3 separate regions of the Homo sapiens genome follow, and all the other regions are linked to region 1. A link is a contact called in ENCODE Hi-C or POLR2A ChIA-PET data. All regions are on one chromosome and are shown on one strand. Each heading gives the region's core, a stretch centred on a gene start or an enhancer-like site at or near the end of the contact. The rest is flanking DNA. Distances are from core to core; before and after follow the strand shown. Region 1 holds the start of ZNF148 (zinc finger protein 148). Region 2 overlaps ITGB5 (integrin subunit beta 5). Region 3 overlaps ITGB5 (integrin subunit beta 5).

Evidence for each region. Hi-C counts contacts between places; a loop is a spot of excess contacts on that map. ChIA-PET counts read pairs that join two places held with the same protein, here RNA polymerase II (POLR2A). Pooled maps may share reads with other maps.
Region 2: a pooled map shows a loop between it and region 1 (2.8-fold over the local background). The contact joins the enhancer-like site here to the promoter of ZNF148 in region 1. A Hi-C loop is called at or near these places in 2 of 50 pooled maps. POLR2A ChIA-PET finds 5 or more read pairs at or near these places in 2 of 52 experiments (HEK293 and PC-9).
Region 3: a pooled map shows a loop between it and region 1 (4-fold over the local background). The contact joins the enhancer-like site here to the promoter of ZNF148 in region 1. A Hi-C loop is called at or near these places in 6 of 50 pooled maps.

Annotation. Positions count from the first base shown.
Region 1 is chr3:125,373,935-125,376,996 of GRCh38, reverse strand. It overlaps ZNF148 (zinc finger protein 148), which reads left to right and starts at 1,672. Exons shown (of 9, transcript NM_021964.3): 1 at 1,672-1,895. It overlaps LOC105374080 (a long non-coding RNA gene), which reads right to left and starts at 1,571. Exons shown (of 3, transcript XR_924427.3): 1 at 1-1,571. RefSeq lists enhancers at 1,348-1,397, 1,508-1,777 and a silencer at 1,888-1,937.
Region 2 is chr3:124,783,374-124,786,179 of GRCh38, reverse strand. The region is part of intron 10 of ITGB5 (integrin subunit beta 5); the gene reads left to right. Among named protein-coding and RNA genes, the nearest start is that of MIR544B, 52 kb to the right of the region's middle. RefSeq lists an enhancer at 947-1,186. Within about 2 kb of position 1,364, at least 4 of the 41 ENCODE cell types and tissues checked have a DNase peak (open chromatin) inside an H3K27ac peak, as active enhancers do.
Region 3 is chr3:124,760,046-124,763,140 of GRCh38, reverse strand. ITGB5 (integrin subunit beta 5) reads left to right here. Exons shown (of 15, transcript NM_002213.5): 15 at 1-1,193. Among named protein-coding and RNA genes, the nearest start is that of MIR544B, 29 kb to the right of the region's middle. RefSeq lists enhancers at 1,565-1,859, 2,396-2,985, 2,986-3,095. Within about 2 kb of position 1,705, at least 4 of the 41 ENCODE cell types and tissues checked have a DNase peak (open chromatin) inside an H3K27ac peak, as active enhancers do.

The sequences.
Region 1 (3,062 bases), core at 423-2,922:
GCTGTTTCTCTATCGCTTGTTAGGCTGCTGAGCAGAGAACTAGATCTATTCCTAATAGCAAACCAATCAATCCTAGCCCATTGGATGTAACCTCCAGGCCTTGAGCCCTTTTCAGTTATTAGTTTTCCCACTGCCTAATACTGAGAGTCGGCTTTCTTGCTGCCAGAGGTGTTTTTCATTATGACGTCTGAATTTGATGCCACTGCGGGTGCTAGAAGTTGCCAGAAGGCTGTCCTCCAGATAACTGTCCCTTGGCTCTAACTTGTGTCATTGTTTTGTTGCAATTAACATTCAGAATATGTGCGGTCATCTTATTAAAATTTATATTTTTTAATGGAGAAAGCACACAGAGAGAGTTGATTGTGGAGCTGTGGTTTACTCTTGCTCTTAGTTACCTGTGTCTAAATTAAGCTGAACCTCTGGGCCTTAGCTATTTCTAAACAGGCATCACGATTTACTAAGGTTAATGCCTGAGGGAACATTAACCTTGCAGACACTAATCTAATTCAGTGTCATCACAAGTGCATAATGCAGGAGTTTGGAATTTTGCCAAAAAGCACTATTCAAATGAACATTTAGTTGGCAAGGGGTGGGAAGGCGGGTGTGGAAAAGGGAAGGAGAACACCAGAAATGGCTCTATAGATATTTTCATGCCTTTTCTTTTCCCTCTCCCCTCAAAGGTTACGTTTAAGTATTGCAGAGAGGCGCTAAATGGAATCTTCATATTATTATGAAGAAATCCCAATGAACGCGTTTTATCCCACGGCAAGTTCCAGATGCTCACAATTACTCAACATTCACTGAGCATCTTTTATGTTATATGGCTGACCTTGTGCTAGGGTGTGTACACAAAGATGAGTAATTGTAAACGATGGCAGTATGCAGAAGCACCTCAGGGCGCCTAATGTTAGCTGACGAAGGCACCATTAAGGAGGTCACAGTTTGGCTAAAGGGCCCCCAAAGGATGAGACAACTGTGTAATCCTAGCTCTATAGAGATCATTACCAAGTCTTTGCCATACAAAGTTTGGGCTTCAGGTGAAATGAGAAGGGCAAGGTTCTGCCCAAGAGGGTCCAGGGCCGGATCTCTTGATCTGTGTCTATGCCCACACCCTGCATCTCAGCTTGCAGACACTAATAGGGTTTGCCAGTTTCAAGGGCGCAGGGCTACATCTTCCGGAAAAGGTGGCATTTGAAGGTGGTAAGAGGCCAACGACTGGAGGTGGCGGCGAAGGGCTAGGTAAGACAGAATAAATGAAAAAGCCAAGACATTTCTGGCAAATAACCTTTCACCTAGGTCCCCGACCCTTCCATTTCCCCAGGCCTGAAACGCTCCCGAATCCCCGAGTCCTCCACTTTCCAAGCGCTGGGCATTGGTTAAGGCTGTAGGAGCAGGGAGTCCCCCGCTCTAAGAGAGTTCCTCAGTTCCGATCTTTTTCAAACCGCTTTCCTCCCAGGCCCAGCCTGGGGGGCCTGCGGCTCGGGTCCAGCTTCCACGGCCACCCTGGGCTGGTGACACGCAGGCGCCGGAATCGAAGCCACGCTGTGTCTTTCCAGCCAGGTCTCTGCGCCAGACGAGGGCGGGCGCCGCGGAGCGCTTCCCGTGTGCGGGGCTTCCCACAATGCACCGGGCCGGCAGTGGCGGCGACCGCGGCGGCGCTCTAGCTGCGGCATGTCTGCGTCTCTACTGCTCTGGGAGGAGGAAGAGAAGGAGGAAGAGGAGGAGGAGGAGGAGGGGGAGGAAGAGGAGAAAGGCGCAGGGGTGGGAGCTGTTGCCGAAGCTGCCACAGCAAAAGTTCTCCCCCCTCCCCCCTTCCCCTCCTCTCAAGGCCCCTAGAAAGGTTGGAGCTGCCGCCGCCTGCAGTCGGTGACCGCGCGACTCGGCGCCCGCCCGCGGTAAAGCGCTCGGCCTGGCAGGCCCGGGCCCGGGGGAGGGCGGGGGAGGGGGAGGGGGCGGCGCGCGGGGGGAGCGCGCGGCGGTAACGGCCTGACCCCGGGGGGAGCGAGCCGTGGCGAGGCTGGGGGTGGCCAGGGGGCCAGCCGAGGCCGAGGGAAACGCTGGGGCTGGCTGGGGGACGTGAGGAAGCAGGGCGCGGAGGGTGGGTTGGGGGGTTGAGGAGGGATAATGACGGGGGTGGCGGAGGCGAGAAGGCGGCCTCCGAGGCTGGAGGCGGGTGTCAGAGGTAGGGGAGGAGGTGGGATGTTTGCACGGGGAGGCCGGAGGGTGCTGGGTGTGGGTGTGAAAAGGCTAGGGAGACACCAGGGCTCTGTCCACCGTGCCTGGTGCAGTGCTTTATGCACCGCAGGCCTCAGTCACTGTTGCTGCCGGAGTGTGCTCTTTGGGAGAAGGGAAGGGCAGGGGTTGGAGAAAAGGGAATGCTTGCAGGAAACGTAGTGGGAGTGCGAACAGGGCGAGGGGCCGGAGGAAAGATGCCGGAGAGGTGGAGGAATGCGGGGAGGTGGCTGTGGAGGAGTCTTGAGGATTCTGGGGGGTGTTCATTGTGCAGATACGTTAGGTATTTCATTATGGAAAGAACTGAAGCGTTTCTCAGGGAAGGAAAGAAGGGAGATAGGAGTTCCCGTGAATAGAAAGGATCGCGTTTGAAGCAAGAGGGAGTGCTAAATAGTAGAGAAGATGCAGGGAATGCATAATAGAATAGACAGATGTAGTATAATTAATAAATATTGGCCTAAGTACTGAAGAGTTATTCCAGATGGGCCGGGATGGCCTAGTTCCGAACCTGTGTGGGCTGTTCAGTAGATGACATCTGGTAAGTGTGGGTCTGGGCCGTGGTTGGGGTCACTGAGAATTAGATTTTAGTCTGTAGTTTGGTCTGTGACATTTTAGACGTGCACCAATGAGTATGAGAACCTCTGAAGCAGACCTTGAGAAAGGGTCTGGCCTGTGGGGATTCCTTAGGCTATGGAGCTTCGATTTTAGAAAATTTGAAGTATTAACACTTACCCGAGGTTGGGTAAATACTATCCTGGCAAACGCTGGAATGGAAATTAATTGACTTGGTGGTTTTCTTCACTGCCCAGTTTATCTGGTCCAGGAGAATT
Region 2 (2,806 bases), core at 115-2,614, 590 kb after region 1:
TTTGCACTCATCATGAGCAAGCCCTAACTGGGAGGATTTTTTTGCATCTCATGCCTTTCCTAGCAGAGCCTGTCACACACGGTGTGTCTACAGTGCATTGCCTGCTTCGACTATTTACATTGGGGAAAATTGAAGCCCAGAATCTGAACTAGGGCTCCTTGTGATTTTTGATTATAGAGTCAGACAGGGAGAACCTTGCACTGCCTTTTGCAGGTAAACAATTAGCTCATTTCTACCTAAATTTACTTTTTTTGGTTAACTTAAGACCCTTCCCACCACCCTGGCACTTAGCCTACATTTTCCAAGTCCTACCTTATAAGCGTTCTTTATCTCTGTCAAAATTTTAGGAAATATTTAGCCCGTTTTCCTAAGTGAGTTTCTCTAGGTTACATAAGGATATGTCAGACACAGTGAACCAGGCCTGGAGGATACACATGGACCAAGCAACTGCCTGAGGTACTCATCGTTTCGTGACTATAATTTGATGAAAGACATAGAGCTCTTCTTAGTATTCAGTGGGTATCTGGCTGTTGTTATTGGTGATGCTGAACCTACAAGTGCACCTTTGTTTTTTTGGGGTTTTTTTTTTTTTTTTGAGATGGAGTCTCGTTCTGTTCCCCAGGCTGGAGTGCAGTGGCACGATCTTGGCTCACTGCAACCTCTGCCTCCCGGGTTCACGCAATTCTCCTGCATCAGCCACCTGAGTAGCTGGGATTACAGGCGCCTGCCACCACACCTGGCTAATTTTTTGTGTATTTTTAGTAGAGACAGAGTTTCACTATGTTGGCCAGACTGGTCTCGAACTCCTGACCTCGTGATCTGCCCACCTTGGCCTCCCAAAGTGCTGGGATTATAGGCGTGAGCCACCGCGCCCGGACACAAGTGCACCTTTGTTAGTCTCTTCTAATTTATAAAACGCCCTTGACGTGAATGATCTCATTTACTTGTTATTACTGTGCCAGGAGATTGGTGTGCTGTCACTCACCCTGCCCTTGTGGGAGGCTACGGCTGAGAAGACTGGCATGTAGGCCACACTCCCCACTGAAATTTTGGGCCAAAAGTCTTGACCCAAACAACGTCTACCTCCCCTAACCCTAGGGGGCTGCTCTTCTGCTGAGCAGCTGCTTCCCTGCCGCCTCATGGCTTGACTGGGGTCCCGGCAGCCAGGCTTCAGTGTGGCCTACACATGGGACATTCCAAACCACCTCCGTCCTTTGAGAAGGCAGCTAGTCTCTGAACAGTGGCCAGCCTGGGGTGGAATATGGGAACTGTTAACCAACCACAACACCATGACAGTTTCCAGTTTGAAAATAGTAACCCTCGCATCCTGTTGCGGTGACCAAGAGGGTGGCGAGTTCACACTTTCCAGATGTGATTGGCATTTCCCCAGAAGTGCCTGCCAGGCGGATTGGGCAGGTTAAGCCAAACCTAAGGTGTTGACCTGAAGTACCTCTGTTTCTTTTGGCTACAGCCTTCTGTTTTTCTTTCTGAATCAGCATTCTCAGGGTCCTAGAAGAGGACTATGGTTGATTTCACTCAGCTGGTTTTAGACTTCTTTGAAACTGGAAAGGTGAATTCATTAAAGAACACAGGATTTGTCCATCTTCCCTCCACTGCCTTAATCTCCCTGTGACATGGCAGCTGGGCATCGGCATTGATTTTGTTTGTTGTTGTTGTTGTTTGAGATAGGGTCTCACTGTCTCTCCTAGACTGGCGTGTGAATCACAGCTCATTGCAGGCTTGAACTCCTGGGCTCAAGCTATCCTCCCACCTCAGCCTTCCAAGTAGCTGGGACTACAGGCATGTGCCACCATGCCTGGCTAATTTTTAATTTTTTCGTAGAGATGGGGTCTCACTGTTTTGCCCAGGCTGGTCTACAACTCAAGGGATCCTCCCACCTCAGCCTCCCAAACTGCTGGGATTACAGGCATAAGCCACTGCACCCAGCTGGCATCAGCATTGAGAAATCAGGTGGCTAAGACCAGAAAGGCAAAGATAGCCTTTGAGACGGTTCTGTTGCTTTTTACAATGGAGTCTTAGATTTCTAGCCAGTACCATCATCTCAGAAAGTTAATGCTGAGGTTTGGAGAACCTTGGCTTAAAGCAATATCACCTTATTTTTTTTTATAGCAGTGGTATTTTGCTACTCAGATACAGAATGCCCCATGTAGTCCAGCCGATGAAGGACAAAGGGTGAGGGGCTTGTCAGGGCATTGCCTGTTGGGAAACACCATCAGCTGACTGATGGGGCTGGTTTGTTAACAATATGCCGCGGACAGAGGAGCAGCTGTCCCTGAGACTAAAGATGTGTCATTGTTTGTATCTCTAAAGAGCTTTTTGCTGGAGAAACCCAAACAATGTGCAAGAAAAGTGGGAGATGCAAGGCTGCGATTTCAGTGTGACCACAACCATGTTCTTCCAGAGAAAAGAGAATTCTTAATTGTCTTTTTCTCATGTTACTCTGAAGTCTCTGGGTTTCTTGGACATTTGTTAAGAATCTGAAATATCTCAAGAATCACATTTAAGTTCTTCAGGTATCAATAATACTTCTGTTCCTTTTCTTATGTCCAGCATTGGATGTCTTCCCCCAGGGTTTGAGGTTTGTCCTGGTGATATTGTCAACCACAACCAAAGGACAGCATGTTCTGAGCATCTTCTACACGCCTGACACCATGCTAGGTGTGGGGCACAGAAACATAAAACAGAGGCTTTGATTGCGTGTGGGTTTGTAGGCTAATGAGATGAGGCAGACCAGCAAACAAACAAGTCCATCAGTGTGCCAAGTGATTCTATACCTACGTCTCTT
Region 3 (3,095 bases), core at 456-2,955, 610 kb after region 1:
TGCGTGATGGCTATGCCTTGCACACAGGTGTTGGTGATGGGGCTGTTGAGATGCCTGTTGAAGGTACATCGTTTGCAAATGTCAGTTTCCTCTCCTGTCCGTGTTTGTTTAGTACTTTTATAATGAAAAGAAACAAGATTGTTTGGGATTGGAAGTAAAGATTAAAACCAAAAGAATTTGTGTTTGTCTGATACTCTCTGTGTGTTTCTTTCTTTCTGAGCGGACTTAAAATGGTGCCCCCAGTGGGGATTGAAGCGGCCGTGTACTTCCTCAGGGATGGGACACAGGCTGGTCTGATACTCCAGACTGCAGCTTGTCAAGTAAGCATGAGGTGCTCGGGGCAGTGAGGGCTGTGCAAGGGGGAACACTGAGCAGATACCTTTGGCCCCTTCCAGCTTTTACTGACAGAGAGTTCCAGGCTAGACACCATAAAAACCACCCCTTGTTCTGAGGGGCTGAGGCTGGAAATAGATTGTACAGACAAGCAAGGGTTGAGTGGTGGTTCCCACACGAAGTCATCTCTTAATCATCATTAGCAATAGCAGTTCCCTTCCAAGGCCTCCCCTCACTCCCGAAACACTTACGTCCCATGCAGGCCCAATGCAAAAAAACACATTTGAGCTTTTTTCCCGCAGGGCCATGAAGTCCCCTTAAGTTCCCATATCTAAGATGGTTGACTGACCCTCTCCCCTTATGTACAGAAGAGGAAACTGATTCTCAGAGAGGGGAAGTGGCTTGCCCGAGTGTTTGTTAGGAGGTTACTGAATGACAAACTGTTCCTAAGACCCCATCTCATGCTGGCCAGAGGGCCAGCCTCCTCATTCCTGCTTGCTCTTAGAAAATCTTTCACTGATCATTTTTTGTCACTGGAATAACTTCAAGGTTATTATGCTTTCATTCCAAATGGATCTGTCCTCAGCTCTGGACCCAATTCCCCTTACTTCATTTTGGCAAACACTAAGTCAAATAGTGAAATGCCTGTCACTACATAGAACCTATTACCTGGGGCAAATACGAACAGATTGAGTTTCCTTCATCTTGTGTAAATATGATGAAACAGAGACCTGGTAACTTGGTGACACTGTTAAACCCTTTTTGGGATAAAGCCAAATGTAAATGAAAACATTAAACAGATAAATTGTGGTGTTGAGACTTTTCTGAATTGAGAAAAATAAATGTAATTTTGGAAGAAACTTTGGGTTTCTCTCATGTTTAATTTTGGGTTTCCTGGAGACAAATCATTAACTGGCTCAGAATCTCATTTTCTCTAAGGGCACGACATTCTTTTTTTTTTTTTTTAAGAGAGGATCTCACTGGGTCACTCAGGCTGGAGTGCAGAGGTGCAATCTCAGTTCTCTGCAGCCTCAATCTCCTGGTCTCCCGTGATCCTCCCAACTCAGCCTCCTAAGTAGCTGGGACTACAGGTGTGCACCATCACACCCAGATAATACTTTATTTTTTGCAGAGACAAGGTCTCACTATGTTGCCCAGGCTGGTTGGTCTACAACTCCCAAGCTCAAGCGATCCTCCCACCTTGGCCTCCCAAAGTGTTAGGATTACATACGTCAGCCACCGCGCCTGGCCTGGGCACAACATTCTTGAGCCACAGATAGCAAAGGAGGATTTGTTCTAGTTCCACTTGACGTGGAAAGTGAGGGTGTTTTCGTCTGACGCCGAGGGATGTTACGGAACCAGTGCTCACGGTGCCTTGCTGCCCCCTGCTGGAAGCTCTTGGCATGAGCTGTTTGGAGATCTGACTCCCGAGATTCCGACCCAATGTATAATTTTAAAGGTTATCCAGCGAGCTGCAAGTGACCACAAAGATAATCTATTCCAAACGCTTCATTTCACAACCCACCCCCAGATGGGTCATTTTGTAATTTTAAGATATTTTTATCAAAATGGGCCTTTGGCCGAGCATGGTGTCTCACGCCTGTAATCTCAACACTTTGGGAGACCAAGGTGGGAGGATTGCCAAAGCCCAGGAGTTCGAGACCAGCCTGGGCAACACAATGAGACCCTGGCTCTACAAAAAAGAAAAAAAAAAAACCAGGGAATTCTCATTCAGCTTGATTGACTAGTACTTTATTAAACTAACCAATCGCTACCTCTTCCAGGGAAGAAATGTGATTTTTAAATTTGTTTAATTAGGATCAAAGCTTGAGGTGATTATCATGAAACTCTTGGGATGAATTTCAGGTAAGAGCAAACAGATGGGGAAAAACGGGCAGGGAGGACAGAAGGTCCTTCTCTGCTGGAGTATGCCCTTTAGCTCCTCCCTCTCCCTGGAGGACATCCAATACCATGGTTCCTACTTGCTTCTGAGGACATCCTTGTATACTCAGCTGTTATGGAATGGATTGTGTCCCTGCAAAAATGCATTTGTTGTAAGCCCTAAAGCCCCAAAGTGATAGCATTTGGAGATGATGGAGCCTTTAAAGAATGAATTGCGATTAAATGAGGTCATAGGGTGGCACCCTAACTCAATGCAGCTGGTGTCTTTATAAGACCAGGTAGAGACCCCAGGGCTGCAGAGAGGAAAAGCTGTGTGAAGACACAGTGAGAAGGTGGCTGCCTGCAAGCCAACAGGAGAGGCCTTAGGGGAAACCATTTTTGCTGACACTTGATCAACTTCCACAGCCTCCAAAACTATGAGAAAGTTAGTTGTTGAAACCACCCAGTCTGTGATATTTTGTTACGGCAGCCTGAGCAGACTAATACAGCTAGTAACAAGCTTTGAGACTGGCAGAGAGGAGGCGGGGAGAAGTAAAAGACGCAAAGGCAGTGACAGTGACAGTGCTGGGATGAGGCTCCGGAAGAGGTGTTGCGCCTGTGGGGTGTGAGGTGCCTGAGGAAGCTGGGGGTTTGTCCAGTGGGCACTGGAAATGCAGACAGGGCATGGCATGTGAACATGCCTGGAGCTGGGTCACTGCCTGCATGGAGGCTGTGAGCACTCAGACAGCTGTGGCCTGGCTGCGACTCAGCGTTGGGGCTCCGAGGTCCTGGCTGCGACTCAGCGTTGGGGCTCCTCTGGAGGTCCCCCAGCTGAGAAGGCCTAGTTAGGTCTCTCCCACCCGGCATCCTGTTCTCCCCCA